2 separate regions of the Homo sapiens genome follow, and region 1 is linked to region 2. The links are chromatin loops, found by intact Hi-C in ENCODE. Cell type or tissue: MCF 10A. All regions are shown on one strand. Links, peaks and the distances in the headings refer to the core of each region. The heading gives the core; the rest is flanking DNA.

Region 1 (16,021 bases), core at 2,632-10,631, 280 kb after region 2:
GTGCGGTGGCGCAATCTCACCTCACTGCAACCTCCGCCTCCTGGGTTCAAGTGATTCTCCTGCCTCAGCTTCCTGAGTAGATGGAATTACAGGCATGCGCCACCACGCCCAGCTAATTTTTGTATTTTTAGTAGAGACGGGGTTTCACCATGTTGGTCAAGCTGGTCTCAAACTCCTGACTTCGTGATCCACCCGCCTCAGCCTCCCAAAGTGCTGGGATTACAGGCGTGAGCCACTGCGCCCAGCCTCTTTTTTTAATTATAATTTAAAATGGTAAATAAAAAAAAATCAACATAAACACATGCTGTGTACTAAATTTTAATCTATTGGAAATTGTTTACATGTTAACTCACTGTATTAGTCCATTCTCAACACTGCCAATAAAGACATACTGAGGCTGGGTAATTTATAAAGAAAAAGGGTTTAATGGACTCATAGTTCCACATGACTGGGGAAGTCTCACAACCATGGTGGAGGCAAATGAGGAGCAAAGTCACATCTTACATGGCGACAGGCAAGAGAGCCTGTGCAGGGGAACTGCCCTTTATAAAACCATCAGATCTCATGAGACTTATTTACTATCAAGAGAACAGCACAGGAAAAACCCACCCCCATGATTCAATTACCTCGCACCAGTTCCCTCCCATGACATGTGGGGATTATGGGAGCTACAGTTCAAAATGAGATTTGGGTGGGGACACAGCCAAACCATATCACTCACTATCTACTTTTTTGTCTTCTATAGATTTACTAATAAAGCCACTTCTCCCATATCTCTCTATATATTTGAAATTCTTGTAATTGTGACTTGGGAATAGCTATAGGTTGGTGTTGATATATTGTTTAATTGCTATATATTGTTTAATTTAGTCCTATATATGTCTGCCAAAAAAATTCTATTAATACTAAATTCATACATCACAGTCACTGCTTTTTCTATATTTAAAAAATCAGGTAGTTTTAATTATTTGCATAAAATCAGGGTAGTTTTCTTTAAAATATAAGCAATCATTATAGTAATGGTTTAACTTAAAAAGTTTCTGTAATGTTCCCTAACTTTATCTTTCAATTTTCTTGGTCAGTTCAATGAATTAATATTCTGACATTGCAAGACAAGGTAATTCACAACTTATCAGCTCTTTATTGATTTTATACATAAAATAAAACACAAACACTGGATGCAAAGTTAATATATGACTAAACTGTTACCAACAAACCTAAATATCAAATTTCATTTTTTATTGAAATAGCCTGTTATAATTTGAGCTCAGTAATAAATGTACTAATACAATGCTATACTTACCTGTTTCATGTATTTGAACGTGGAATAAGATTTTATTTTTTTAAAGAGTACTTTTATTTTTTTTTTTTTTGAGACAGAGTCTTGCTCTGTCACCTAGGCTGGAGTGCGGTGGTGTAATCTCAGTTCACTGTAACCTCCACCTCCCAGGTTCAAGCAATTCTCGTGCCTCAGCCTCTCAAGTAACTGGGACTACATGCGTGTACCACCAGGCCTGGCTAATTTTCTTTTTTCTTTTTTTTTTTTTTTTTTTTTTGATTTTTAGTGGAGATGGGGTTTTGCCATGTTGCCCAGGCTGGTCTCCAGCTCCTGCTAGGATTACAGGTGTGAGCCACCACACCCAGCCAAAAGGGTACTTTTACTACAACTTTTTGAAAACCACTGGATTAAATTATCTTTGAGATTCTTTCTAAGATTGTATTATTCTGAAATAGGGATCCTGTAAGTAATTTTTCATAACTATTGAGACATGATTCACAGATCATAAAATTCACCCTTTTATAGTGTAAAAGTCATGATTTTTAGAATATTCACATAGTTGTGCAGCCATCACCATGATTTAATTTCACAATATTTTTATTATCCCCGCCACGAAAACTCTGTAGCCATTAGCAATTACACCTCCTGGCAACCACTAACCTATTTTTTGTCTCTATGGTTTTGCCTCTTCTGCACATTTTATATGAATCAAATCATACAATATGTGGCCTTTTGTGTTTGATGACTTTTACTTAGCATGATGTTTTCAAGGCTCATTCATGTTTTATCATGTATCCATACTTCATTGTTTTTTGGGGACTTAATAATATTCTTTGTATGGATATACCACATTTTGTTCATCTTTTCATTCATTGACATTTGGGTTGTTTCCATTGGCTTTTATGAATAATGCTGCTATGAACATTTGTGTACAAGTTGTTGTGTAGACATATAGTTTCATTTCTCTTGAGTATATGTCCAGTTCTAGAGCTGTATTTATTCTTAACATTTCTGGGAACTGCCAAACAGTTTTTCAAAGTAGGTGCACCATTTTACTGTCCCACCAGCAATGTATGAGAGTTTCAGTTTCTCCACATTCTCTTCAACACTTGTTATTATCTGTCTTTTTATGTAAGCTATCCTACTGGGTATAAAGTGGTATCTTATTATGGTTTTGATTTGTATTTCCCTAATGACTAATGATGTTGAGCATCTTTTCATGTGCTTATTGACCATTCGTGTATCTTCTTTGGATAAATTTCTATTAAAATCCTTTGCCTATTTTTTTGCCTTTGGATAAATTTGGATAAATTTTGCCTTTGGATAAATTTCTATTAAAATCCTTTGCCTTTGTCTCTTTATTTTTGAGCTGTAAGAGTTCTTTACATATTCAGGAAATCGGTCCCTTATAAGATAAGTGATTTGATAATATTTCCTCCTATTCTGCTTTTCTTTTTACTTGATGATGTTCTATGAAGCACAAGGTTTTTAATTTTGAGAAATTCAGTTTATTGATTTTTTCCTTCTGTTGCTTGTGTTGTTAGTGTCTTATCTATGAAACCATTGCCTAATATAAGATAAAGATTTACTACTATGTTTTCTTCTAGTAGTTTTATGGTTTTAGCTCTTAAATTTAGGACTATGATCCATTTGAGTTGATTTTTTAATACGGTGTGAGGGAGAGGTCCAAATTAATTCTTTTACATGTGGATATCCAGTTGTCCCAACAATTTGTTGAAAAAAAATCTTTTTTTCATTTATTTGTGTTGGCACCCTTGTTGAAAATGAATTGCCCATAAATGTAAGTTTTTATTTCTGAACTGTCAATTATAGTTCGTTAATCTATTTGTCTATCCTTCTGCCAGTACCACACTTTCTTGATTATTGAAGCTTTATAATCAGTTTTAAAATTGGGAAGTGTGAGTCCTCCAACCTTGTTATTGTTTTTCAAGATTGTCTTGGCTATTCTGGGTCCCTTGCACTTACATATGAATTTTAGGACACTTAAATTTTAGGATTGACTTCTTTGTTTCTGCAAAAAAAAAAAAAAAAAAGAAGGCCATAGCAATTTTGATAGGGATCGCATCAAATCTGTTTGATCCGTACTTTGGGCTACATTACTGTCTTAACAATTTAAGTCTTCCAGTCCATTAGCATGAGATGTCTTTTCATTTATTTAGGACTTCTTTGATTTCTTTCAAAAGTGTCTTGTAACTTTCGTGTAATACAAATTTTACAGTTTTGTTAAATACATTCCTAAGTATTCTATTCATATTGAGGCTATTGTGAATGGAATTGTTTTCTTAATTTTTTGTTTTCTAATTGTTCATTGCTAGTGTAAAGAGATAAAATTGATTTTCATATATTGATCACAAATCCTGAAGCTTTGCTGAGCATATTCATTAGTTCTAGTAGTTATTTTCTTCATGTGCATTTTAGGATTTACTGCATAGGAGATCATGTCATCTGTGAATAGAGGTAGTTCTGATTCTTCACTTCCAATCTGAATGCCTTGACAAAGACATTCTCCTAGACTAGTCGCCCCCATAGTTTATTGTTGCTGTTTGTTGTTGTCATTCCTCTTTGATGACTTTCTTGGTTTTTGTAAAGTCTATATTATTGTCATGTGCATCTCAGTTAACATTAGTGGTCAGCTCAGCTAACAACTGGACAGAGATTTCATTAAGTCTTTGCTGAGGGGTTCTGTGTATATTGAGCCATGCTTTCAATGCTCCAAGAGTCAGTTTACAACTGTGCCTTAACTTTCACTTTCTGCATGCACAGAGCAGCAAGATCAGCTAGAGGTAAGAGACTAGGACCTTCTCAAGTTTTTTCTGGGCATGCACATAGCTTTGCACATGTGTGTAGACTGCTAGATTTCCAGAAATGCCTTAGAACTTTTCAGAGATCCCTATTAACATCTCATTCCCTAGATTTTGCTCTTATTTTTTCATTGGCCAGAGCCAGTACTGCTTCTTTGGTGACTGCCATGTTAAACACTTGCCACTGATTGTTTCCAACAGATGTTCTAAGGATATAGTTCTTATCAATCTGAGTCAAGTAAAATCAAAACAAAGCCTGAGAATGGAACTTTTCACAGAACTGTGAGACAAGTGAAGTAATGTCATTTCTCTGAAGATGGGGCTCCTGGGCACTCCAAACCCATTCTTCCCCCCTCCAGCATCTATGAGGCTGTTGGATTTCACAGTTGCAAGTGTTGGCTTTCAACACTACCAGGGAACTGGGGAGAGGGTAATGGGAATAGGGTATATTTAAAATGCCACAAACCTTGGTAGTTCTCACAGTATTGAGCCATTTTTCTTGAATAAACACTCCTTGGAGTGTTGCAGGCCTTTAGTTAGTTCAGAGTTCTGAAAAAGTTTTTTTTGACAATGTTTGCCAGTGTTCATGTTGCTTTTATAGAGGAGCAGACTTTCAGAGGTCCTTACTTCACCATTCTGCCTGTAAGGGTGTTTGAGTAGAGGTGTGTCCCCACCAAAGCCAGGTGTATGGAAGTCTAGTTTACCAGTGTCTGATGTCCATATGCTGGCATGGAGATTGGTGAACTGTAGTGTGATGAGCTGATCCAAAATGGCCATTCAGTTAAGGAAAACTAAGAACGTTACCAGAAAAAAGATACAAGGCCAAAAGTTCAAAGATTTAAAAGTAAGTAACAGATTGAGCTGACATGGAGGATGACCTGATTGAGCATAGGAGACCTCTCCTGTGCCTGCTCTCTGCACCCCTTCCTCCCCCATTTCCCACTGTTTGCATTCACGGCAGACTACACAGATAATAGTGTAGAAGAAGCATCAGAATGGGGAAAAGATAACTAAGATGAAATTGCATTATGGAAATATAGTGATCTATTTTTAAAACACTTATGTGTTAGCTCACGTAATCTTATCACTTGAGAGGACATGAACATGAATCTCTGTTTTATAACGGAGAAAAATGAGACTTTCAGTAGATCAATTACTTCCCAGGCTTAGGGCTAGCAACAGGTAGAACTACTCCTAGCTCTTTTGATTTGTCAAGTACTTTTTGCACTATTAGATAATAACACTCTATTAGAGGAGTTTTAGTAGTAAGGAAGAGCCTATTTTGAGATACTATCCGGAGGAAAAATCACCAGTGTATATCTGGTTGGTCATGTGAGATTAAAAAAGAGAAGATGCCCAAAAGTTGGAAAAGGTAATGCATTAGAAGTGTAATTTTAAAACATTGCAGCTAGCCAAAAAACAAGTGCCATTCTAATGTAGGGAAATAAAGATCAAGTTGCTATTAATTCGGTGAAAGAATCAGGGAAATAATTACTGAATATTTAATCTTAGCCAGAAATGTCTATATTTTGCTAATTTTTCACCATGTGTCAGCAGCACTGTAAACAATAGCAATTACAATAGTTACTTGGAATTGGATATCTAAATTTGTTAAATATTACACAGTTGGGAGTATATTATATTCATTTGCTCCCGTTTGTTTATATTTTAATATCTTGAAAAATGTCATATATTATTTAGCGCTATATTCAATATTTTACCATCTATATTATTACTGTCCACCAGACTACTAGAGAGTTACTTAAGTGTAATACTGTAAGTTTTGACTTAAGTGAAGACTCAAAATATTTTGGAGAAACTGGGTCGGCAGGGGGCAGCACAGTCTTACAATGTATAAAATGTGGTCATTTGAATGACCATTCAGAAATAAGATATAAAGATAGTGTAGTTCATGGCTTTTCAAGCTTTTCAAGCATTCAGACCCTTTATTTCAAATGAAATATTATTTATAACTCAAAAAAGTAAGGCAGAGAAAAGTGATATTTTACTAACAAATCTTATTTTATAATATTTACTTGTAACATCTGTTAATACTGAAAATGATAGGGTTGTTTTGATGAACAAAAAATTGAGAATAAAATTTTCTAGAGGGTACTGTTACTATATTATTTTTATAGATGAGGAAATTGAGTCTCAAGGAACTTTTAAAACATGTCCAAGGTCACGCAGATGGCAAAAAGTTAGAGCTTATTCATAAACTCAACTGTCTTACTCCAAAGCACAGGCACCTACAGTTATGCAATTGCTGCTAATACGTTTTCATCTTGCTGCAGCTCTGAAATCCAGTGCAATGTATTTCTTTTGTTTTAATTATACATTTTAGAGAAAACTCTGATTCATATAGATAAGGAGTTACAAATGATAACTTTGACAGCTTGCTCTTTAAACTTCAAATATTCTCAATTAAACAGAAATGACAGGTAAATCTTTAGTCCAAGATACAAATAATAATACATTAAATTTATTTGCAATACAATGTGTTCCCTAATATATTAACAAGTGATATAACTATTAAGGAAGTAGACATAGTTATTTCACCTTTTTTAGATAACTGAAGTATGGAGATGCTAAATACCTTACTAAAGTCACGGTCCTGTAACAGACCCCCGTAAATCTGACTGCAAAGTTTCCTTTCCTTACGAGTACACTATATTGCCTCTATTATATTACTCATTTATATACTCGTATTGTTCTTATTTTAATTTTTAAATAGTTAAAATTATATTTTTAAAATGAAATTCAATAGATTTCACTAACCACTGTTGGAAAACCAATAGTCTATGGATAATTATAATCCAAAACATGGAAGACACTTAGAAATCATTTGGGGCTGTTATATTAATAATTTAATTTATTTCTATTTAGTTTTCTAATAATAAAAACATTTATATTAAAAACAGATTCAAATCATCTCATTTAAAACAAATTCATTAAAGGGAACATATAACATAATTGGATATATCAACTTGTGTAGGAATAACTGATTCTAACACTCTATATGCTGAGTGACCAATTTAAAAAGCTCACACTTCCCCCAGGTGTAAATGTGAGAGCATTTCTGGGATACGGAGTCTTTAGCAACCCAATATGTGTCAGCAGTGACTCAGATATCTCAGAGAAAGAAGCTTTTTGAAATTTTCAGAAATGTGATAGACTAGTAAGAAATCAAGGAAGTCAGCTACATTAATTTTGAAGCACAATGTGTAGTTCTTAGTATGCGCTAAAGGTCTGTAGGTTAGAAAAATCTTACATGATTACTACAACTATAACGTGTCTAGATCAGTAAGATTGATTATAATAAAACATTTTTAAGTCTATGTTTTGCTACAGGGTAAAAAATTGCAATTTTTTGCTCAGGATATAAAATGTGCACAAAGCAAGTATTATCTCAAGTAAAGACTTATCTATCACTAGCACAGCTAAGTAAGTTGTGATCCCTGCTCAAGCACTCAGTCATGCAGCATATTTGGCCTTATTTTTTGAAGATGTATATCTGAGCATGTTACTCCCCAGTTCAAAATGCCTCTCTTGCTTCCATTACTTGTAGAGTAGGTCCAACTTTTCTTACCACCGCATTTCATGTCTTTCATGATTTATTATTTTCATTCAGCAATATTTATTAAGTGCCTGCTGAATGATAGGCACTGTACTAATTTGAGGACATACAAAGATGAATAAAACAAAAGTTCTGCCCTGAAGGGACTCACAGTCTAGTGGGAAAGACAGACAAAGCAACAGTTACAGGACAGAAAGTCTCTAATAGAAATATTCATATAGTGCTGGATGAGTAAAATTTGGCTTCAATCTTCCTTTCCATCTGCATTTTCCACCCCCTCCCCATATACACATGCCACTCCAGACCAGTTTACATTTACCAAACGTGATACCCACTTTTGGGGGCTTAGCTCATACTTTCTTTGTGTGAAATGCCCTTCCCTATGCCTGCTGAAATACTATTAGGACCAACTTCAGGTATCTCCAGAATATTGTTTCTGTTACCAGAGTTAATCATATCCACATATTTTCTCCCATAAAATCTCTAAAGGCAGTTTATCATAGTCTGCCTTGAAATCAGTTCATCTATTCCCTAGTACAGTGCTTGTGCTGAACAGACATTGAATATACTTTTCTACTGCTGAGTCTCTAAATAACAACTTTATTTCTAGTCTATTCTGTTTCCTTCAGTAAGATAAAAACAGTATGGCCCGGCATGGTGGCTCACATCTGTAATCCCAGCACTTTGGGAGGCTGAGGTGGGCAGGTCACCTGAGGTCAGGAGTTCAAGACCAGCCTGGCCAACATGGTGAAACCCCATCTCTACTAAAAATACAAAAATTAACCGGGCGTGTTGGCTCATGCCTGTAGTCCCAGCCACTTGGAAGGCTGAGGCATGAGAATCACTTGAACCCAGGAGGCAGAAGTTGCAGTGAGATCACGCCACTGCGCTCCAGCCTGGGCAACAGAGTGAGACTCGGTCTCAAAAAAAAAGAAAAAACAGTATATGGCCTATTTATTATTTTTGCAACTGGCCTGAAGTCTGGTCACAAATAAAATGAATTAGGATTATAAAATGAATATGAATGTTTCTAAAAACTGTTAAACAAAATGTAAACAGTGTATTAGGTACTACAGTATAATGGATACTGTTGGTTTTCTGCCCCAGGTGTAAATGTGAGAGCATTTCTGGGATACAGAGTCTTTACTATTTAGCAACTCAATATATGTGAGCAGTGACTCGGATATCTCAGAGAAAGAAGGTTTTTGAAATTTTCAGAAATGTGATAGACTAGTAAGAAATCAAGGAAGTATGTATATACTACATATATACTATATGTAGTATATATGGTCTATATGTGTATATATGATGTACATACGTAGTATATGTATACTACATACTATATGTTATATATACTACATATATACTACATACATACTATATGTATGTAATATATACTACATATATATACTACATGCATACTATATGTATGTATGTACTACATATATACTATATGTATGTAGTATATATGGTCTCAGGAGATCGAGACCATCTCCACTACTTCTTTCCTTAAAAGAAATCCTATTTTGTTCAGGAAGCCAAACTTAGGCTATACAATTCCCACAGAAAAAAATAATTTCCATTGAAGATGAACTCACATTTTAAAAAGTATGAGCAGGAAGAATTGGTCCACCATGAATGACAGTAGATGCAAGAGAAAGATGTGTTGGCAGCTCTAGAACTAATAGGGCTCTGTGAAAGACATTATAAAATAAATATGCTTTAATAGAATAAAGAAATAAAAGAAGTAATAGAAACTACAAAAAAAAAGAATAAGACAATGTGGGAAAAGAGGCTGATTTAAATAAGGGCCATATTGAACTTCTAGAATGAAAAAGTCATTAAAAATACAGTCAATGAAAAATATGAAAAAGTTTTGGAGAGTGGAATAAGAATGTTAAGCATATTTTCCAATAAGGACTCCAGAATGTGAGACTAGAGAAAATGAAAGATAATATTTAAAATACATAGATCATCAGATTGAGAAATTAGAAGTTTTAAACAGGATTATTAAAACTGAGTCCACACCCATAAAAATTACAGTGAAAGGATAAAATACCAGACAAAATGATAAAAGCAACCAGAGAATATATAAGGGAACAACAATTTGACCAACAGCAGACTTCTCAACAGCTACAACAAAGGCCAGAAGGCAGTGCAGTAGTGTAACATACTACATGCTAGACATTGTTCTAAGTATTCAGTATACATTAATGAAAAACAGATATAAATTTTGGCTTGCATGAAACTTAATTCTAGGTAAAGAAGAGAGAGATAAACATAATACAATAAGTATAGGGTATGTGAGAAAGAGATAAGTACTGTGGGGTGGAGGGAAAAACAGGGTAAGCAGAATTAAGAGTGCTAGTGAGAAAGGAGGTGTACTATTAAATAAGGGTCAAGGTATAAGGCTCATTGGGAATGTGACATATGAGCAAAGACTTGAAAGAGGTGAGGGAGTTAACCATGTAAAAATCTGAGGAAAGAACACTGCAAGCGGATGGAGCAGCCCATCCTGAGCCCAGAGTGCGTGTGTTGTGTTCAGGGAGTAGCAAGGAAGTGCATTTAGCTAGAACTCCATGATTGAGGAGTAAAGTAGTAGGAGGTAAAGTAAAAGAGGCAGCCCTCTCACTCCAACCCACCAAAATCTATATTTTTCAATACTCAATACTCACACAAACAAAAAAAACTTCGTAAGTCAACTCAGTGCCAGAGAATAAAGCATAATTAAAATTGGAAATACTTACGCACAAACACAAATGAAAATACCTAAATTTGTGGATTTCAGCCCCTATCAGTATTATAAGGAAATATCTAGGCCAGGCGCGGTGGCTCATGCCTGTAATCCCAGCACTTTGGGAGGCCGAGGTGGGCGGATCACGAGGTCAGGAGATCAAGACCATCCTGGCTAACACGGTGAAACCCCGTCTCTACTAAAAATACAAAAAAATTAGCCGGGCGTGGTGGCGGGCGCCTGTAGTCTCAGCTATGCAGGAGGCTGAGGCAGGAGAATGGTGTGAACCCGGGAGGCGGAGCTTGCGGTGAGCCGAGATCGCGCCACTGCACTCCAGCCTGGGCGACAGAGCAAAACTCCGTCTCAAAAAAAAAAAAAAAGGACATAACCACCAATTCAGTGGAGGTCTCAAAATTATAAGAGAATGACTCTAGGAAAATAAATTTGAAAACAAAATGTACAATTTTCTTGAAACATACAAATGTCTAAAAAGTGATTTAAGAGTAGTAGAAAACATGAAAAGAGTGATTATCATTAAAGAAATTCAGCCAGTAGCCAGAGTCCCCTTAAAAGAAAGAAAGAGGAAAAAAAGATGGTCGACTTTCAGAAGCAAGTTTTACCCAACTTCAGTGAACAAGTAACTTCTATGTTACATAAGCTATTTCAGAGAATGAAAAGGAAAGGTACCTAACTTCTCTTTCGAGGCTTATATAATTTTGACACCAACTAGACAAGAATAACATGAGAAAATTATAAACCAATCTCATTTATAAACATATATGCAGAAACCCTAAATTAAGCATTTTAAAATAATTCAGCAAAAAATATACACATATGCCTATATTTATACATATATATTCTTCAAATAGGTATTATTTCAGGAGACCATGAGAAAAGAAACTTATAAACTTTATAAACCAATCTCACTTATAAGCGTATAGGCAGAAATGCTAATTAAATATGTTCATATCGAATACAGCAAAAAAGTGCATATGTATATATACATACATATACATAAATTTTGATTATAGCAGGAATTTTTTTTTTTTTTTTTTTTTTGAGATGGAGTCTCACTCTGTCACCCAGGCTGGAGTACAATGGCATGATGTCGGCTCACTGCAACCTCCACCTCGCAGGTTCAAGCAATTTTCATGCCTCTGCCTCCCGAGTAGCTGGGATTACAGGCGCCTGCCACCACACCTGGCTAATTTTTGTATTTTTAGTAGAGGCAGTGTTTCACCATGTTGGCCAGGCTGGTCTCAATCTCGTGGCCTCAAGTGATCTGCCTGCCTTGGCCTCCCAAAGTGCTGGGATTACAGGCATGAGCCACTGCACACGGCGGATCATAGCAGGGATTTTTATGACCATTTCCACATGATGCTATGGTCAAACGCTGATAAAATATTTTGTTATTATGGTTATTTATGTGAATGTTCTATGATTCATTTTTCTTCTATCTTAAATCTTAGATATGTTAATTTTTAGTGTTAATATGTAGTGCTTAGGAAAGAAAAAGTGATCATTTTCTACTTCTATTGTAGCTCTTCCTTTCCTAACCTGAATGTCAGAGCTGTGCTCCATGAGTGTGGTAATATCGTGATTCTGTTTCATTGAACCATCTTTTCATCTTCCTTGGCTCCTGCAAGGCTAATAACTGCACAGCAAGAGCCTGTGGAGGGTACTTACAATTGGAGCAACAGCAACATCACCTGCTCCCCAGTAATGTGGATAACAGTCTCACTGAAGACCAAGGGGGAGAAAGCAGGGACAGACAACTCAGTTGAATGGGCTCTGTAGTTGACGTCTGTTTTTTCTGCCTAGCATTCATATCTTTCTTATGCACACAGTACCCAGATTTTGGTTGGGAGACTAACCTGCCCCTGTATTATGCTGAAGCGGACTTTATTGCAAAGCCCTAGAATTAAATCTCATGGGCTCTAAGCAGCAAGTTCCAGGATTTGGGTTTGAGCAAGTAGGATGCTGTCTTCCTCTTTCCCATGACACTCAGAGCTGCCGGCAACTAGGAGGGAAAAGTCTGCCAAAGAATGAAGCCAAATTTGGGAAACAAACCTGAGAAATGGATAAAGGAGAACTGGTTCCTAGTAACATGGGTTGAGGCCTGGATCAATGAGTGCCTGAAGCTGCCTGTGTACAAACTGTACAAAGCCACTGCTCACTCCAGTAGGCTGTCCCTTTGATACACTCGGTATTTTTACAAACCCTACTAAAACCCAGCCTGGCTCTCCTTTACGCTAGACTTACAGTGTGGAGGATGGAAAGGAGGTGGGATTTGGAGCAATCATGCTCTTTCTTCCTCTCTCCTGAAATTGCCTCTGGTGATCTCCTCCTTACCTAGTTCCCTGGGGCTAGGAAAGGACCCTGAGGAGGGAGCCTTGCTGCTAGAGATGAAGCTCATCATTAGCGGCAGCTCTAACTTTGCAGCAGGTGACTTCCCTTGTTTTAACTTCAGCACCCTCTGTGATCGCCCCATTTTCAGAAAAGTATAATGGAAGCATTTCACATATAAATAAAATTAAAAACTGAATGCTATCTTCCAGACACAGTGAGAATTAAGTTGCACAGACACTATTCAATAGATAATTCAATTATAGTAATTATCATTGTACAGTTCAGTAGTTTCACCTTAAAAAATATTGAACATAAGTAGTTACAAGTAAGCTGGAAGTAATTTAATATTAATAAAAAGCCCAGTATGTTAATAGGAATTATATTGTATTTTTAATCATATTGTTTTTTCTCTATGTATGTACAAGCTTCCACCTGATTTTAACCTATTCACACCATTAAGTAAATGTAATGGCCACCTTAACCACTAATTCTGGTTATGGTAAACATATAGAGTATATTCATTCCTCTAAAAATTACATATACTTTACTTTCACAGAATTACTTGTAATCCTTTACCCTAGGGCAGAAGACTCAGGGGGAAGGAGGGGAAGTATTAAAAAGAAGTAAAATATTATGCAAGATGGAAAGAAGTTTTACTTTGGGGAGCCTGTGGGACTGTTCTTTTAAGTAGACCTAGTTATGATTGGAATTTGTTTGACTTTGCATTAATCACCTGCAGCTACTGCTACCTAGGCAAGCCCCAGTTATAAATTAATGATGAGATCTGCAGAGGGAGTAGATGGAGATTCCTGAATATACACTGAATGGAGCAGCATGCCCTGAGGAGTAGTCTGAGGAAAGCTGCCATTTGGGCAGACAGCATCGATATTTAATTTGAGGTTGTTTGTTTTTGAGACAGATCTCGCTATGTTGCCCAGGCTGCTCTAGAACTCCTGGGGTCAAGTGGTTCTCTTCTGTCAGCCTCCCAAGTAGCTGAAATTATAGGCGAATGCCCCCCCCCTTTTTTTTTTTTTTAACTACAGTGGTTCTGTTTACATAGCTATTCTTTACTGCTTTTCTTGTACTGAGTGATCTCTTTGGACTGCCACAACTCTACCAACATTGAATTGACAGTTACACTAATGCCAGTGGAAGGGACATGAGATTAGCACTTTTTCTAGGGCATAAATTCATAATGAACTCTTCTAGATAATAGTTTCTTGTGTTATGTAAACACCACTATATTTCAGCAGGGCTTACTAAAATAGAATGTGATCAACAAGGATCTTAATGCTCTTGCTTTTTGTTTGGATTTGAAGATAACGATTTTCACAGCAGTGAAGTGGGGAGTGTTTTCCTTAAGATTGAGAAAGGCCTTTCCATCGCTTTCTTTGGGCATCGCTTTGTTTCTCAAAAGTGGCAGTATGACTTCTGTGTATAAACAACTATTAGGTTCACATCTTATCTGACAGTAGGTTAATGTGAAAAATACTATATTGTGAAAAATGTATCTCACAATATTCTAACAGATGCTGCTAGTATTATAGCCTAATGTAACAAATGCACCAAATGTGCTCAAGCATGTTTTTGACACTATTTTCATAAGTGATGATATATCCTAATTGAAACTTACTAAAATTGTTTTCTCCAACTGTCATGAAAACATACCAAACTATGTGTTTTGTGTACCCATGACTTAAGAATATAAAATGTGTATTCCTTTTGGCTTCCACTCTGTAGTCTACAGTTAAAAATAGGAGATTTTACCCTTCTGTATATTAGTCCAACAAGTTTGTTCAGGCTCCAGGTATGTATTAATTCTCCTTCATTACTTCTACAGCCAGTAGTAGGTTTAAACTCCAGGATTCTTTAAAACATTTTAAAAAATTTTAACTACATTGTTATAGGGAATACTGTTAGTGTCTTTTTTTTCTTTTCTTTTTAATTCATGGATTGGATCTCTTTGGGAATCTTCAAAGAAAGTTCTGTATATTTATTTTTATCGTTGTATATTCATTTGTGTATACTGTGTCTTTTCATCATGTAATTCTTTTCTTAAATCTTCTTTCTTGCAAAACCCAACACACATTAGAAAAGGGTAAAAAATGCAAGTGTGCAACCCATTTATCACAAAGCAAAACCCATGTAATTACCATCCAGGTCAAGGAATGAAAGAAACATTGTCTCACTAACCCCAGAAACTCCCATCCTGCCCTTCCCAATCACTGTTCTTCTCTCCCACCTCCAGAGTTAACTACAATTTTTACTTTATGTGAATTACTTTTTTGCTTTTCTTTATAATGTTACCACCTATTAATACATCGGGAACATAATGGTTTAGTTCTGCTTGGTTTGAGGTTTTGGTTTTTGGGTTGTTTGATTTTTTTGTTTGTTTTTTTTACTTTACATAAATGGAATTATGCAGCTGGTATCCTTTTGGGCCCAACATGTTTTACTTAAAATCACATTTGTAAATGTTATAATTGGTTTTCATTGCTGTATAGTATGCCATTGTATGAACTCAGTACAAACTATCCATTCTATTGCTTGGATCCAATATGAGTAATGCTGCTATGGACATTCTTTCATATGTCTCTTGATAAACACTGCACTTATTTCTGATGGGTATATATGTAGGGGTGGAACTGCCAGATCATAGGGTATGTGTATTTATAACATTTAAAACATTGGTATCACTCCACATTTCTACAAGAGAACTATGATAGTTCCCAGTGCTTTGTCCTCACCACATTTGGTATTCTTTTAGCTCATCTGTTTGTTGTGTAGCGTTACCTCATAGTTTTCATTTCCATTCCCCTGATTACTAATGAAGTCAAACAATTCAAAGAAACCTGCCGATATTTTTATTGGAATTGAATTTAATCTATGGATTAATTTGGAAAGAATGTTACAAAATTGAGCTAATACAGTAACAGTTTATATAGTACTTTTTGGTTTCTCCCAATAATGTTCATAGTTTTCTGTATAGAGGCCTTGCATATCATTTGTTACATTTATTCCTACATATTTTATATTTAAATGCCATAATAAATGATATTTTAATAAATTTTATTTTCTGTTTGCTTCTGATATATAGTAATGTATGGATTTCTAAATTTTACCTCTGTATACAACTGCAGTTCATCTGTAGATTTGTTCCTGTGTACATAATTATGTAATCTGCACATAAGGGCTTTTTAAAAAAATCTAGTCCCCTTCCAAATCATTATACTTTTTATTTCATTTTATTGTCTTTAGTA
Region 2 (16,021 bases), core at 2,659-10,658:
TGCCCAGGCTGGAGTACACTGGCATGATCTTGGCTTACTGCAATCTGTGCCTCCCGAGTTCAAGCGATTCTCGTGCCTCCGCCTCCCAAGTAGCTGGGACTACAGGCGCATGCCACCATGCACAGCTAATTTTTTATATTTTTAGTAGAGATGGGGTTTTGCCATGTTGGCCAGGCTGGTCTCAAACTCTTGACCTCAAGTGATCTGCCCACCTCAGCCTCCCAAAGTGCTGGGGTTACAGGCCTGAGCCGCCACGCCTGGCCAATTACCTACATCTTTTTCTACTGCCATATTCTTTTGCCTGTGAATTGTAGTTCATCTCGTGGTTTCCATTATTACTATTCACACGACTCCCAAATCTCCAGCTTCTCTGGCTCTCCACTCACATGTGAGTCTGGATTTCAAATCCATGATGTAGCCCCAGAAATAACCATTTTATTAAGCACCCCTAGTGATTTTCATGCTGGCATAGAGCCAAACCCAGCCAACTGCTTCTTGCCTGCAGAGAACACTGAGGATTTCAAGTGTGAACAAAGTAGTGTTGCTTTGTTCCTGGCTCAGCACCTGAAAAGAAGGTAAGCCTCTGCAGTTAGCCCTGGCTCCTTAGTGCATTGCAGAGTGGAGTCTCTGCAATGGTTTTATTAAAAGGATGCCTTGAAGATCTGGTCTCTCTCAACACACAATAAGCGAGAAGAGAGGCTACTGAAATACGGATGCGTGAGCTGGAATTACACACTACCTTGATGTTAACAAGGCTCATTTGCAGCAAGCAAGTGCCTATATAGGGTCTGAAATATAGACAAAGGATGGTCCCAATCCTGGAAACAGTGGAATTAAAAGGTATGGAAAGGAACTTACCCAGAAAGTAACACTTTTAAATGTTTTTTCTTTTCCCATAGTTAAAACAACCAGCTTAGCACTTTTCTTTTTGAGAGAGAAAAAGCTTTGAATCGTGGATGCTTCTCACAGCTGGCTGCACCACGTGCAGTGTTCAAAAAACAAGAACAAGCTAATCATAGAGAACCAGCAGCAGCTAAACAGCCCTCTGCTTGCTTCCAAAGGGCTTATAATTGAGCACAGATGGTCCTAGTGGAGATGGGGAATGTGTCCCTGCTGACTCCTCATACCCCAGAGGACCAAGGGGGGCTCATGAAGGCTCTCAGCCCTGATTGTGCCCTCGTGAGGGCAAGGAGCTATGCTGCTGAAGGAGGAAAGGGAAAGGCAGGTGGGGCCAGACCCTATTGGCCATCTGACCAGCCTTCCCAAGCCCACGTGAGCAGATCTAGGGTCTCAAGATTACAGAAGGCCTGGGGTGAGGGAGCAAGAGTTGGAAGTTCTTTATAGTTGTCTGAAGAGCCTCATTGTCCAACTGCAGGGGCCTGAGGTGCCCAAAGCTTCGTGGAAAAGTAATGTCAGTGGAATGCTCAGAAGTGGCTCTTTTCAGGGCACGGCTTCTGAGGAGCGTGGGGCCACCACAGCTAGCCCTCCCTCCGTCTAGCCATCCTCTCCTTCCAGTCCCTTTCCCATCTTTTCTCTCAAAGGAGCATGGTAGTGATCTTCATTACCAAATTTCTACTCCACACTTATTTTAAAAAGCTTTTCTGAAAGCCTGGCTACATAGAATTCTAAACAGATTTCAGTCAACTTTTAATTAGAGTCAATGAATGGGGAGTAAATACACAGATAATCCAAAATTGATGTAAGCATTGGAAGGGGAAAGAGGGAACGCTTCTTTCCCTCTGGGCTTGGTCATTTCCTCCCAAGCAAACCCCGCGACGTTCAGCCGTCTTCCTCCTATGCCACGTGCTCTCACCAGAACTGCAGCAAAACTGCATTTTATGTCCTGTGTCTAAAGCTAAACACATGTTCCTGTCTACTTTTGCTTTGTTCCTGTTTCCCTTCTGTGAGGACCTTCCCCTCCTCAGATGTGGGGAGTTGCCGCCTCCACTTGCATTACATGTATTTCAGAGTAGGTCCTAGGCTCCCCTTACACCTCTGGTCACGTTGCCATTATTCCTATGGTAGATAAAGGGGATGAGAAAGAACAGAGCTCCAGGCCTTTTTCAAACAAACTGGTTTTCTCAGTATAGCCCTATGCTCAAAAGGAGTGAGGACAGGTATGTGACTGCCATAAGGAGCTGTTTGCTTTGCACAGAGAAATCTAATCTTTCTCCTGCTGGGCAGCTCAGTACAGATGTCCCCTCACTGCTGGAAGAAACACCTGCCCTTGCTTGTTCTCCTGATGGCCCCTCACAGTCAGGTGTGGGATGGCACATTTCTAGGTGCTCCTCGCCGAGCTGTCATGGGCTTCAGTCTTGGGCCTCTGCAGCTGGCTGTGACCAGGTGGAAACTGTAGCCTTGGCTGACCCAGAGAAGGAAAGGAGGCAGTCTGCCGCTTGGCTGATTTAGGAGTTGTGCTGAATTCCTGCCCATCTGTTCTCCCAGCTGAGCCAAGGCCAAAGCTGTCTACCTTTTGCCAACCTAAGGAATGACACAGAGCATGGAGCACCATCACTGAAACATCTGCCCCAGTGCCCTGCCACCTTCGTCCTCACTGACCTCTGCAGCCTCTCTCATCTGCCAGTTTTGATTCCGCAAGGAGAGGTGGCCCTGGGCTCACAGCTGGTGTTTGTCCACAGATGTTCATGGGTTTCTTTGTGTTCTCTCATTTTTTCAAAGCTGGGTGTTGGGACCAACATCACCACTGACATTCTGTGGCTCTAAACAAGTCCTCACGACCACTTCTCAGTTTTCTCATCTTTATGAAGTATGGAGTAATCCCCACTAGCCTTATAGAGGGACTGTGTGAGAAGGGAAGAGACTGCTATTGTTTGCCCTATATCCACCTACTTCCCTAGTTCCAGAACGCTGGACTTTAATGAGATAACAAAGTACCTAGTAAAAACACTGCATCATTTTCCATCCCCCACCCCTTGCAGTAAAATGTGGCCCATGAGACAGAAGCACTAACTACTGAGCAGGACTTCTAGGGGAGTTCTTTAAAACTCAGAGGAGCACCACTTTTACCTTCTGCTCTTCCCTTTTTCCTGCCTGGAACGCAGAAGTGATGGCTGAAGCTCCTGAGGCTATAAGCTCTGTACGTAGGAGAGTGGTGAAGAAAGGAGCTTGGTTCTGCAAGGATGTTGTAGAGCTGCCATACCAGTCCTGCATGGTATTCCTGTGCACTACTGTTACGTGAACACACAAACACCTAATTTGTTTAAGCCATTAGGCCAGGCCTCTATTAGCCATTCCTGACTGATACAGAAGACAAAAATGGCATCACAGACTCCTGAACTCCAAAGACACTGCCTATTCTTTCGTCTGTTCTTGGCAAGCACCAACATTGAGACTGTACTTCAGGGTTGATGCTGGCCATTTGGTGGCGTGAGGAGTGGGCACTCACATGTCTCTGCTAGCAGTTCTGACGTGTCCATTCCACACTGGATCCATAGAACGAGGGAACACAAGTGTCTTCTCATAAGATTTATAGAAACAGTGATCGTTGCAGAAAAATAATTAGCAAGAGAACAGACTTCAGCTCTCTGAAGGCTGATGACCACCTGTTTCTCATCTCTTCTAGTGTATGTCAAAGCTAAATTAGGTCAAATAGGAAATAAGTCAGAATCCCCAATTCGATAGAAACTTACAGGTCTTGTGATCTAATCTGCCACTTGATCCGTGAATTACCTATAGGTCATCCCTAAGAGGTGGCCTCCAGCTTCTGCTTGAATTCCTTCAAGGATGGGGTGCTCATTGTGGCTTTTCTAATCATCTCTGATTGTTAGAAACACTGTGAAACTTTTATCCATCAGTCCTGTTTCTGAAGCTGTACGGTACAAATTTTTTTTTTCCCCACTTAAGGCTCAACTATTGGAATACATCTACCATGTCTCCTATGAAACTTGCTTCTCCAGGCCAATCATCCTTACTTCCTTAAACTTTTTTTTTTCCTGAAAAGTTATTCTTTTAATCTTATTAAAAAAGCAACCCATGCCCATTCCACAAATACAAGTGAAATAGTGAAAAACAAAAATCAAACTACATCTATTTGGTGATCATTATTAATGTCTTATGTTTCCTCCCAGATTGTTTTCTGCATGAATAATAACCAACAATGTGTGTGTATGTATATATATGCTTTTGCATTAAAAGGTGGTTTTGAAGGTAACATTTTTTGGAGTACTGATTAAGCGCCAGCAACTCTTCCAAGCTCTTTGCATGTATTACATCAGTTAATCCCTCACACCCGTTTAAGGTAAGCATCCTTATTTTTCCCGATTTCCACACAGGCAGCACAATCCTGAAAACCTACACTGTTTTTACTAGATAATTACTTCTCTAAAAACAAAACAATAAAAGCACTCAATAAATAGTAGTTATTATTACCCTTTTTAATGAAGCAATCCTAATTGTTGAACTCTTAAAAGGACTAAGGGATGGCTCACACCTGTAAATCCAGTGTGTCCGGAATTGGTAGGTTCTTGGTCTCACTAACTTCAAGAATAAAGCCGCGGACCCTCGCCGTGAGTGTCACAGGTCTTAAAGGCTGCGTGTCTAGAGTCTGTTCCTTCTGAAGTTCGGATGCGTTTGGACTTTCTTCCTTCTGGTGGGTTCCTGGTCTCACTGGCTTCAAGAGTGAAGCTGCAGACCTTCGCGGTGTTACAGCTCACAAAAGCAGCATGCACCCAAAGAAGTGAAGAACAAAGATTCCACACCAGGACAGAGTACGAGGAGATGCCACTGCTGGCTCCAGCAGCCTGCTTTTATTCTCTTATCTGGCCCCACCCACATCCTGCTGATTGGTCCATTTTACAGAGAGCCGATTGGTCTGTTTTACAAAGAGCTGATTGGTCCGTTTTGACAGGGTGTTGATTGGTGCGTTTACAATCCCTAAGCTAGACACAGAAGTTCTCCAAGTCCCCACTAGATTAGCTAGATACGGAGTGCTGATTGGTGTATTCACAATCCCTTAGCTAGACATAAAGAGTCTCCAAGTCCCCATCAGATTAGCTAGATACAGAGTGCCCATTAGTGCATCCACAAACCCTGAGGTAGACACAGGGTGCTGATTGGTGTGTTCACAAACCTTGAGCTAGATACAGAGTGCTGATTGGTGTATTTACAATCCCTTAGCTAGACATAAAGGTTCTCCAAGTTCCCCACTAGACTCAGGAGCCCAGCTGGCTTCACCTAGTGGATACCGCAGCGGGGCCGCAGGTGGAGCTGCCTGCCAGTCCTGCAGCGTGTGCCTGCACTCCTCAGCCCTTGGGCAGTAGATGGGACCAGGCGCCCTGGAGCAGGGGCCGGAGCTCCTCGGGGAGGCTTGGGCAGCGCAGGAGCCCACGGCGGGGGTGGGGGAGGCGGCTCAGGCATGGCCAGCTGTAAGTTCCGAGTCCTGCCCCGCGAGGAGGCAGCTGAGGCCCAAGAATTTGAGCGCAGCGCCAGCGGGCCGGCACTGCTGGGGGACCCAGGGCACCCTCCGCAGCTCCTGGCCTGGGTGCTAAGCCCCTCACTGCCCGGGGCGGCGGCGCCAGCCGGCCGCTGCAAGTGCGGGGCCAGCTGAGCCCACGCCCACCCGGAACTCGCGCTGGCCCGCAAGTGCGGCACGCAGCCCCGGTTCCCGCCCGCGCCGCTCCCTCCACACCTCCCGGCAAGCTGAGCGAGCCAGCTCCGGCCTCAGCCAGCCCAGAAAGGAGCTCCCACAGTGCAGCGGTGGGCTGAAGGGCTCCTCAAGCGCGGCCAGAGTGGGCGCCAAGGCCGAGGAGGCGCCCAGAGTGAGTAAGGGCTGCGAGGGCTGCCAGCACGCTCTCACCTCTCACCCAGGACTTTGGAGGCTGAGGTGGGTGGATTCCTTGAGGTCAGGAGTTCAAGACCAGCCTGGCCAACATGGCAAAACCCCATCTCTACTAAAAATACTGAAATTAGCTGGGTGTGGTGGTGGGCGCCTGTAATTCCAGCTTCTTGGTTGGTTGAAGCACAAGAATCTTTTGAACCCGGGAGGCAGAGGTTGCAGTGAGCCAAGAAGACCATGCCACTGCACTCCAGCCTGAGCAACAGAGGAAGACTGTGTCTCAAAAAAAAAAAAAAAAAAAAAAAGGACTAAGGGAGATGATAATATTTTCTTGGGGAGGGTTGTTATAAACATTAATTGAGTTGTTTGTGTGCCATCCTTCTGGATGCCAAGTCTCTGTCGCCCAGGTTGGAGTGCAGTGGTGCGATCTCGGCTCACTGCAAGCTCTGCCTCCCAGGTTCAGGCCATTCTCCTGCCTTGGCCTCCCGAGTAGCTGGGACTACAGGCGCCCGCCACCACGCCCGGCTAATTTTTTTTTTTTTGTATTTTTAGTAGAGACGGGGTTTCACCGTGTTAGCCAGGATGGTCTCAATCTCCTGACCTCGTGATCCTCCCGCCTCGGCCTCCCAAAGTGCTGCGATTACTTACAGGCGTGAGCCACCGCGCGCGGCCACCACCAAGTGACATTCTGAAGGAGAATTCAAGCAACCTGAAAAGCATAACGTCTCATATGTCAGGATCATTTAAGGCATATTTTTCACTCCTTTGCTGCCCCGTTTATCCTTGGTCCATTGAGGTTTGCCCAGAGAGATTAAATTCTTAGTGTCAGTACAAATAAAAATTAATTTTTTTTTCTTGAAACACACGCATGCACAGAGAAGCAGCATAAGAATGCGTGAGTACTGAAGCCAAGCTGCCTAGGTTCAAATCTTTGCTTTAATATTTTCTAGCTGCGTAACTTTTGGCAAATTCCTTAAACTCTCTGTACCTCAGTTGCTATCTGTAAAATGGGGATGGTCATCATAATACCTGTCTTCAGAGTTACAATAACTAAGTTACTTAATCCATGCAGGGCACTTAGAACAAGACCAGACCTTCTTTTCCACGTTACAAAGATTAGTAAAATTTTAGAAAATTAACTGTTATTTTGTATTATTCTTACTTATATGCCTCATACTCTTCAAAGGAAAGAAAAGAGATTTTGAGAGAGAATGGTTCAGAAAAACAGCTGTAGGGATCTTTTTTACTTAGCAAATTCCAACTCTTAGGGGTGAGGGCGCTTATGCGTTAGGAACACCAGGTGGCGCTGTAAACAAGTACAGTAAGGAGATCTGCACCTCCCCTCGGGTGCCGGCCTTGGGCTGTGGGGCTTGTGCCTGGCAGCTCTCAGAGCTGGAGAAGACAGAGACCTAGGCCTCTTTTTTTTATTTTATTTTATTTAACAATTTAAATACATAGGAAATTAAGAAATTCAAAGAGTTACAAACAACTGTGATAGAATTTGTTTATAAGTTAACACATTAAAATGATTTCATAATCGTGTATTTATTTCAGGAAATAATTTTATGGAATAGTGAACATTACCTTTTAAGAAATGGAAAATCTCCAATAGGTTCTATGGCATATTTAAACTCACAACTAATTTCTTAAAAACTAACTTAACAAACTCTAAATGATAATAACTGTGAGTAGCTTCATTTGGTTATTCATAACCCAATTCACAACCAAATTTACATATATGAGGCCCAAGCCCAACAGCCCCCTGGCTCCCCATCACCACACTCTGGCTACACCTTTCTGCAGAGAAGAGATTGACCATAATCCCTTTAGAATTGTGGTTTCTTGTCTAACCTTTTTCCAGAGGGGTTAGAGTTTTTCTCAGAGACGGGGAGATTTTCTCTACTGGGTACTTCCCTAACTTCTTTTCCATCCACTGCCCCCAGGCCTAGGTTGTCACTTCCTTCCTTCTTGAGACTATCCACTCCCGTACCTAGGCCAGGGTGGATGTCCTCACACTTGCCCTTTGGTCCTCCTCTTGGGAACAGTACTTCCCATGCCAAAAGACATCAGGAAATCATGGGGAAAGATAGGTGAATTAATATTTATGGAACACCTACTGTGGGCCAGGCACTGTTGTGGGTGCTTGATGTACATCAGTCATCTCACAACAACCCTTAAAAGCCAGCTGATTGCTTATCACCATATAGCAGGGGAAAAACATGCTTAGAGAAATTGGGCAGGTCTCCCAAAGTTAAACAACTGGCTAGTGGCCAATGCCACATGTTTTTTTCTGAATCCCCATGTGATTGAATCCAGTGGAGAGGGAGGTCAGGACCAGCCACTCAGATGGAGATGAGTCTGCAAGGGAATTTCTCCCTTTCCATCTGTGTCCGAGTCTTGTCAGTTTTATCAACCCACTGCCTCAAACGTGAGCTCACCTCTCTAACTTCCTTCCCACAGCTTTGCTTAGTTCAGACCTTCATTAGTCTTCATGGCATAATCTACACTTTACAAACTGATAAACTAGGCTTTTAATCTCAGCTTTACCTTTTACTCCCAGTAAGTTACCTTTGCTTACCTCAGTTTCCTTATTTGTAAGGTAGAGATGATTATGTCTTTCTTGAGTGGTATTGTAAGGATGAAATGAAACCACATACATTAGAAAAGAAAAAGAGTCTCCTTCTCTCCCTTTTCCTTGGTCTGAGCATTGATTTATCCATTCTGTGAATATGTACTGAGCACCCACGATGTGCTAGAAATTATTTTAGGCACTTAGGACACAGCAATGAATGAGGCACACATATTTCCTGCACTCATAGAGTTAGAGTGCATAGTGTAGACAGAAAAGAAAGAATTAGAGGCTAGATAAAAGTACAATTTCAGATGGTGCTAAATGTTGGAAGAGAATAAAACAGGGTCAGGTAATAGAGATCTTTGACCATCCTGTTTCCTTTGTCCAGAATGCCCAATCACTACTCCTCCCCTGCTGAACTTCTCCTCTCTCAAGGCCCCCTTCAAATGATAATCTCTGTGAAATCATCACAGCTCGCTATGAACTTTAATCGTGCCCTCCTCTAGACTTTCCCACTGGTTGTCTAAATCCACCTGCGAGGCTGAGGACATTCACTCATATCTTACTCATTGTTTCATTCTGCACACCTTTGTCCCACCCTCAAGCAAAGCTCCACGAATATACTGAAGAGGAAAACTGACACTGTAACCCCAAAGAACTACCTGATACCTTGGTTTGCGAGTGGCAAATCCGAGAGTGAGGAGAAAGGGGACAGGCATCCTGGTACCTCCAGATGGGGACAAAGGAACAAACTTCCAAACAAAATGAACCATTCCCCTGGGATGTGTATGTGTTTGTGTGTGCACACACCCATGTGCTCATGACTGTGTGTGGTGTGTGTGCCTGTCTGTCATAGAGGCAGGGATGAAGACTGATAGGCGGGAAAATCTAAATCTAGCAGGAGGGATACTAGTTCTTTTGTTTGTTTTTTTCCTAAAAGGCTTTAGAAGCCTTCCTGCAAAAGGCTGGATTTCTGGGAGCCACTTAAATGAAGGCATTTTGCATATGAAGGACATGCAGAGTCTGAGTATGGTCACCCGCCCCTCACTGCCCGCAGTGAGCCGTCAGCCACCCGCATCACCCCAGCTCCAGCACCACAGTAGCAGACTGATCCTTTTTAATGAGATGCTCAGAGTCTGAGCACTCCTCCTCTCTGGGGTCCTAATCATTTCTCAGAAAGTGGCTGCCCTGCACCCTGGAATTCACGTTTTTTGTTTCCCTTTCCACCTCCAGCCACAGGGTGAGGAGGTGTCAACAGGAGGCGAATGGCTGTGGAACACCTGTCACAGAGTTCTTCCCATCCCCTGTGGGTGGGCAGGGAGATATCCCGGTTTTGTTCTATCTGTTATGAAACCTGCGGAGAAAGCTAAATCTGGCTGTACTGACTTAACTCCCGGGTCGAAAAAAGCTGCTTGAGAGTCTTGGGCACGGAAAGGAATCGAAGCCAGCAGCCATCATCTGTAGAGCTGTGTTTGTTCCCCACAGGAACCTGAACTCAGAGGAAATGCCAGCTGAGTTCTTCTTGCCCCATCTGTGACAGAATTCCAGCTGTTCCACGATAGCAATCTGGCTTGGAGAGTGTAGTGGCTTCCCTACACTCCATCAAAACAAAGCAGGGTGACTTGTGAAGATACTAATTTTGGCTCCATTTTTATTGCTCTAAATGTTTCTGCAAATTGCTACCAAAAAGTTAACCAGGTCTTGTGTTCTTTGCCTTGGGGAGCTTTGGGAGAAGGGTGAACAGCATTTTCCAGGCCAAGAGAACTTTGTTGGCGTGTCATGTAATTAGAGGACATTGAAGCTAGGGTGGAGGAGGGGGAGACAGAAGCAGCCAAAGGAAAAGAGTTTTGAGGCTTCTCCTAGAACAGGAGGGAAGGGTATTGCAAAGACCTTCCTGTCCAAGCATGGCACAAAAGCCATGACATTGCTCCCTTTAAGCACTCATAGAAGTTTGGAAAATAAACAGATAAACAGGTTAATGGCAGCGAATCCATAATGGTCTGCAGCAACCTCAATTCTTGCCTCCTCAGAAGAAAGAATTCAGCTGAGGGGCATAAAGCAGAAAAGGAGACCAAGCCAAGTTTTAGAGCAGGAGTGAAAGTTTATTAAAAAGCTTTACAGCAGGAATGAAAGGAAGGAAAGTACGCTTGGAAGAGGGCCAAGAAGGTGACTTGAGAGATCAAGTGTGCAGTTTTGACCTTTTGACTTGGGGTTTTAGACGCTGGCATACTTCTGGGGCTTTGTGTCCCTTATCCCCTGATTCTTCCCTTGGGGTGGGCTGTCCACATGCACAGTGGCCTGCTAGTGCTGGGGCGGGGAGCACGCACAGTGTGTTTACTGGAATTGTACACATGTTCACTTGAGACATTCTTCCCTTGCCAGTCAAATGTCTCTAAAGGTCATATACCAGTTAAGCTTTGCCATTTTGCCTTGTAATGTGCATACTTGAGCCCACTTACCCAGCTCCTGGGATCAGGAAGCTGCTGATCACCAGTTTCAGGTGTTTCTGTTTATTGGGAGAAAGCCTTCCCCTGGCTCTGGCTGAAACCAATTATTATTTTAACAAGACAGTTTAACAGTCACCTGACCATCACCTGATCATTGCCTAACATTCCTGGTGTGTGTGTGGGTGGTGGGGGTGGGGGTGGAGGGGTGCCTATCCTGCCTTGCTCATGTCTGACTAGCAGACATGAGCTACCTGCTTTTTGCTACCTACTGTAACAAAAAGAGACCAGAGAAACTGAAGGCCAGGTCAGAAGGCCTTCCCTAAATGCTGTAGCCTCTATAAGACCTCCAGGATTTTTGCACAAATCTGAAATGGGGAGCCTCAAGTATGACTGAAATTGACTTTCTGGTCAATCAGGAGGGATGAGGTTTGGAGCAGATTACAGCTGTTTTAAAGAAATAAATGAGGCCAGGCATGGTGACTCATGCCTGTAATCCCAGCACTTTGGGAGGCCGAGGTGGGTGGATCACCTGAGGTCAGGAATTCGAGGCCAGCCTGGCCAACATGGTGAAACCCCATCTCTACTAAAAATACAAAAATTAGCTGGGCATGGTGGTGGGCACCTGTAATCCCAGCTACTCAGGAGGCTGAGACAGGAGAATCGCTTGAACCCAGGAGGTGGAAACTGCAGTGAGCGGAGATCGTGCCACTGTACTTCAGCCTGGGCAACAAAGGGTGAAACTCCATCAAAAAAAAAAAAAAAAAAGAAGAAGAAAGAAAAGAAAGAAAAAGAGAAAAGGTGATACTCCTTATACTCCTAAGTTTTATAAACAGAATATATACTTGGAACAAAACAGCAAAGCATCCCAAATGCTCTTCTTATGAGTAAACAATAGGGCAGAGGCGGGAAGCAAAACCCTAATTCAAGGGACTTTGCTCTCAACCTTGTAAAGCCACGAGTTGCAGGAGAAAGGTGGGCAACTAACATCCTGCAAGGAGTAGTGTGTTAGTTTGCTAGGGTTGCCATAACAATGTACTACAGACTGAGTGGCTTCAAAAACTAAAATTTGGCTGGGCACGGTGGCTCATGCCTGTAATCCCAGCACTTTGGGAGGCCGAGGCAGGAGGATCACTTGAGCCTAGGAGTTTGAGACCAGCCTGGACAACATAGTGAGATCCTGTCTCTCCAAAAAATAATTTTATAAAATTAGTTGGGCATGGTGACACATGCCTGTAGTCCCAGGTATGTGGGAGGCTGAGGCAGGAGGATTGCTGAACCTGGGAGATCAAAGCTGCAGTGAGCCTGGGAGACGGAGGCTGTACTCCAGACTGGTTGACAGAGTGAGACCCTGTCTCAAAAAACAATAAATAAGTAAATAACCAAAACTGATTTTTAATTCTGGAGGCTAAAAGTCGAAGATCAAGGTGTTAGCTGGGGTGGTTTCTTCTGAGACCTGCCTGTGTCTTCACATGGTCTTCCCTCTGTCTGTCTGTCTTTGTCCTTCTCTTCTTATAAGGATGCATATCAGATTGGATTAGGGCCCACCCTAATAACCTCCTTTTACCTTAATTACCTTTTTTTAAAAAATAATTTTTTTTTCTATACTGAATCTCACTCTGTTGCCTAGGCTGGAGTGCAATGGTGTGATCTCAGCTCACTGCAACCTCCTCCTCCCGGGATCAAGGGATTCTCCTGCCTCAGTCTCCCAAGTAGCTGGGATTACAGGTGCCTGCCACCATGCTCGGCTAATTTTTGTATTTTTAGTAGAGACGGGGATTTCACCATGTTGCCCAGGCTGGTCTTGAACTCCTGACCTCAGGTGATCCACCTGCCTTGGCCTCCCAAAGTTCTGGGATTACAGGCATAAGCCACCACGCCTGGCCCACTTTAATTACCTTTTTAAAGACTCAATCTCCAAATACAGTCACATTCTGAACTACTGGGGGTTAGGATCTCAAGATAGGGATTTTGGGGAAACACAATTCAGCCCATAACATGTATTCAGGTCCCCTTTCTGCCCAGACTTTAATGCAAATATAGATTCACCAGTCTGTCCAAAAAAAAGGCCACTGAGAAAGGAGGCCACACTTCCAGGAGGAAATTACATCGGGGAGGAATAAATACAAGCCTGTGGAGGTGTGGTTACTAGAAGGGGAAGCTGAAAATCTGTTTCTTATCTGCCTACACTCTTGGTACTTCCTCCATGTGGGCTGCAAAAGTGTGGTACCCCACACTTCAGCCCTATTTGTTTCCTTCCACCCACTCCCACCCTCTGTGTATAGCCTGGGGAAAGCATTCTGATGTTTTAGTTTTCTTTCTCCAGCCAGTCTAGGATAAAGTCTGTAGGGCATCTTTGCAGAAGCCTGCAAATATTTTGCTACAGAAAAGTGTTGCGGGAAGTCAGGGACCCCCGAATGGAGGGACCAGCTGGAGCCGTGGCAGAGGAACATAAATTGTGAAGATTTCATTTTAATATGGACATTTATCAGTTCCCCAAATTAATACTTTTATAATTATTTCTTATGCCTGTCTTTAATCTCTTAATCCTGTTATCTTCGTAAGCTGAGGATGTATGTCACCTCAGGACCACTATTGTGTTAACTGTACAAATTGACTGTAGAACATGTGTGTTTGAACAATATGAAATCAGTGCACCTTGAAAATGAACAGAATAACAGCAATTGTAGGGAACAAGGGAAGGCAACCATAAGGTCTGACTGCCTGCAGGGTCAGGCAGAATACAGCCATATTTTTCTTCTTGCAGAGACCCTATAAATGGATGTGCAAGTAGGGAAGATATTGCTGAATTATTTTCCCAGCAAGGAATATTAATAATTAATTCCCTGGGGAAGGAATGCATTCCTGGTGGGAGGTCTATAAACAGCTGCTCTGGGAGTGTCTGTCTTATGCGGTTGAGATAAGGACTGAAATACGCCCTGGTCTCCTGCAGTACTCAGGCTTATTAGGATGGGGGAAAAAACTGCTCCCTGGTAAATCTGAGGTCAGACCAGTTCTCTGCTCTCGAGCCCTGTTTTCTGTTGTTTAAGATGTTTATCAAGACAATATGTGCACAGCTGAACATAGACCCTTATCAGGAGTTTTTTATTTTGTCTGTGCCTCGTGATCTTTGCTTTGCCCTTTGCCTCGTGATCTTTATTGGCCTCAGAAGCATGTGATCTTTGTTCTCCTTTTTGCCCTTTGAAGCATGTGATCTTTGTGACCTACTCCCTGTTCATACACCCCCTCCCCTTTTAAAGTCCTCAATAAAAACCTGTTGGTTTTGTGGCTCAGGTGGGCATCATGGACCTACCGATATGTGATGTCACCCCCAGCGGCCCAGCTGTAAAATTCCTCTCTTTGTACTCTTTCTATTTCTCAGACCAGCTGACACTTGGAGAAAATAGAAAGAACCTACGTTGAAATATTGGGGGTGAGTTCCCCCGATAGAAAAGTACCCAAACCTCTTAGTAAGCAAACCTCTTAGTTAAGAACCTACCTTATTGGACCAATTGGTGGGAAAAGCATGGCCGTAGAAGATTGGCACTAAGGTGGGGCTGTTAAGATGTGACAAAACAAACGAAGGCTAAGCTGGTGCACATAATAATAACAGCTTCTGCTCCAGGAGACATCTGTGGGCTCCTCAATGGCTCTTCGAGCTCTCGGACGGGTCCAGCCAAGAGAAGCCCCAGCAAATGATGTCTGATCATGTGGAGGCCTTGGTTCTCAGGGTCTCCCTGCTGGGCTGCAGGTGGGTGGTGGCTGCTGTCTCTATGAAAGCCACAGCTCCTGCTGGGCCACCCTCTCTACTACAGCCCAGCCTCTGGATTCCTCCCCTTGCCCTGGGACACTCCAGCATCTCTTGTTCATTTCCCCTGACCCTGCCCACACCTCTGTGAATAGATACTTCATTAATCTCTCCTTAATAACTCACATCAATGTGCCATCTGTTTCCTCTCAGGTCCCTGAGCTTTTCTGTGTGCTAGGCACTGTTATAAATATAAATATACATTTCCTTTTTTTTAAAAAAACAGTTTGTTAAGATATAATTCACATACCATACAATGTACCCACATAAAGGGTACGATCAATGGCTTTCAGAGTATTCGCAGATATGTACAAACAATACCACAGTTAATTTTAGAACATTTTCATCACCTCAAAAAGAAACCCCATGTCCCTTAGCTACTACCCTCCTCTTCCCCACACCCCACCCCTCAGTCCTGAGCAACCGCTCACCTACTTTCTGTAGGTTTCTCTCTTTCTTTTTCACATGAATAGAATGCTATAGTATGTGATCTGTTACAACTGGCTTCTTTTACATAGCACAATGCTTTCAGGATTCTTCCATGTTATTATAGCTTATGTTGGCACTTTGGTCTTTTTTGTAGTTGAACATATTCCACTGTATGAATTTAACACATTTCATGTATCCATTTGTCAGTTGATGGACGTTGGGTTGTTTCCACCTTTTGGCTATAATAAATAATGCTGCTATAAACGTTCAGGCACAAGTTTTTGTGTGGACGTTGTTTTCATTTCTCTTTGGTATACAACTAAGAGTGGATCGCTGAGTTCTATAGTAACTCTATGTTGAACTATTTGAGAACTTGCCAAACTGTTTTTCAAAGCAGCTGCACCATTTTACATTTCCATCAGCCATCTATAAGGGTTCTGATTTCTTCACATTCTCACCAACGCTTGTTGTTATCTGAATTTTTTATTCTGGCCATCTTCGTGGTGGTGGTATCTCATCGTGATTTTGATTTCTATTTCCCTGTTAACTAATGGTGGCAAGCATCTTTTAATGAGCGTATTGGCAATATCTATCTCCTTTTATTCTCACAACTACTTTATGAGATAGGTGGGCTATTAAATCCATTTTACAGATGAGAAGAATGAGGCATGGAGAGTTGAAGTGACTTACCTAAGGTATACAGCGAGTAAGCGTTAGACTAGGATAGGAACTCTAGCAGGCAACCTTCATGCTCCTGTTAGAACACACTGCCTTTGCACAAAAGAACAAGAAGATTTGGGGGATGGCAGGGCAAGAAGGCAGGGTAGCCAAAGAACTTTTAAGAAGAGGAATATCTGCTGTGCCATTTAAAATAGCTCATGTTGCTGCATAGAAATCTCCTTCATTTCCATGTGTGAATGGTTATTTTGTGGAAAGCAAGGAAAGAGGGCCAAGTTCTTTCATGTTTGGGTTAA

The links. A loop is a pair of places that touch in the nucleus more often than their neighbours do. Peaks named below come from ENCODE experiments on the same cell type or tissue, not always from the same donor. Only the 100,000 strongest peaks of a DNase experiment are listed, where the experiment ranks them.
Region 1: a loop joins it to region 2, with 6 times the contacts of the local background. A loop is called at or near these places in 6 of 110 quality-filtered maps.

What each region holds. Positions count from the first base shown.
Region 1 is chr1:210,137,732-210,153,752 of GRCh38, forward strand. All of the region lies in intron 6 of SYT14 (synaptotagmin 14), which reads left to right. Among named protein-coding and RNA genes, the nearest start is that of SERTAD4, 87 kb to the right of the region's middle. In MCF 10A, for the core only: a CTCF peak has its summit at 5,928 (motif pointing right); a DNase peak (open chromatin) is centred at 5,930.
Region 2 is chr1:209,853,395-209,869,415 of GRCh38, forward strand. UTP25 (UTP25 small subunit processome component) reads left to right here. Exons shown (of 12, transcript NM_014388.7): 12 at 1-4,171. Among named protein-coding and RNA genes, the nearest start is that of UTP25, 33 kb to the left of the region's middle. In MCF 10A, for the core only: a CTCF peak has its summit at 7,083 (motif pointing right); a DNase peak (open chromatin) is centred at 7,117.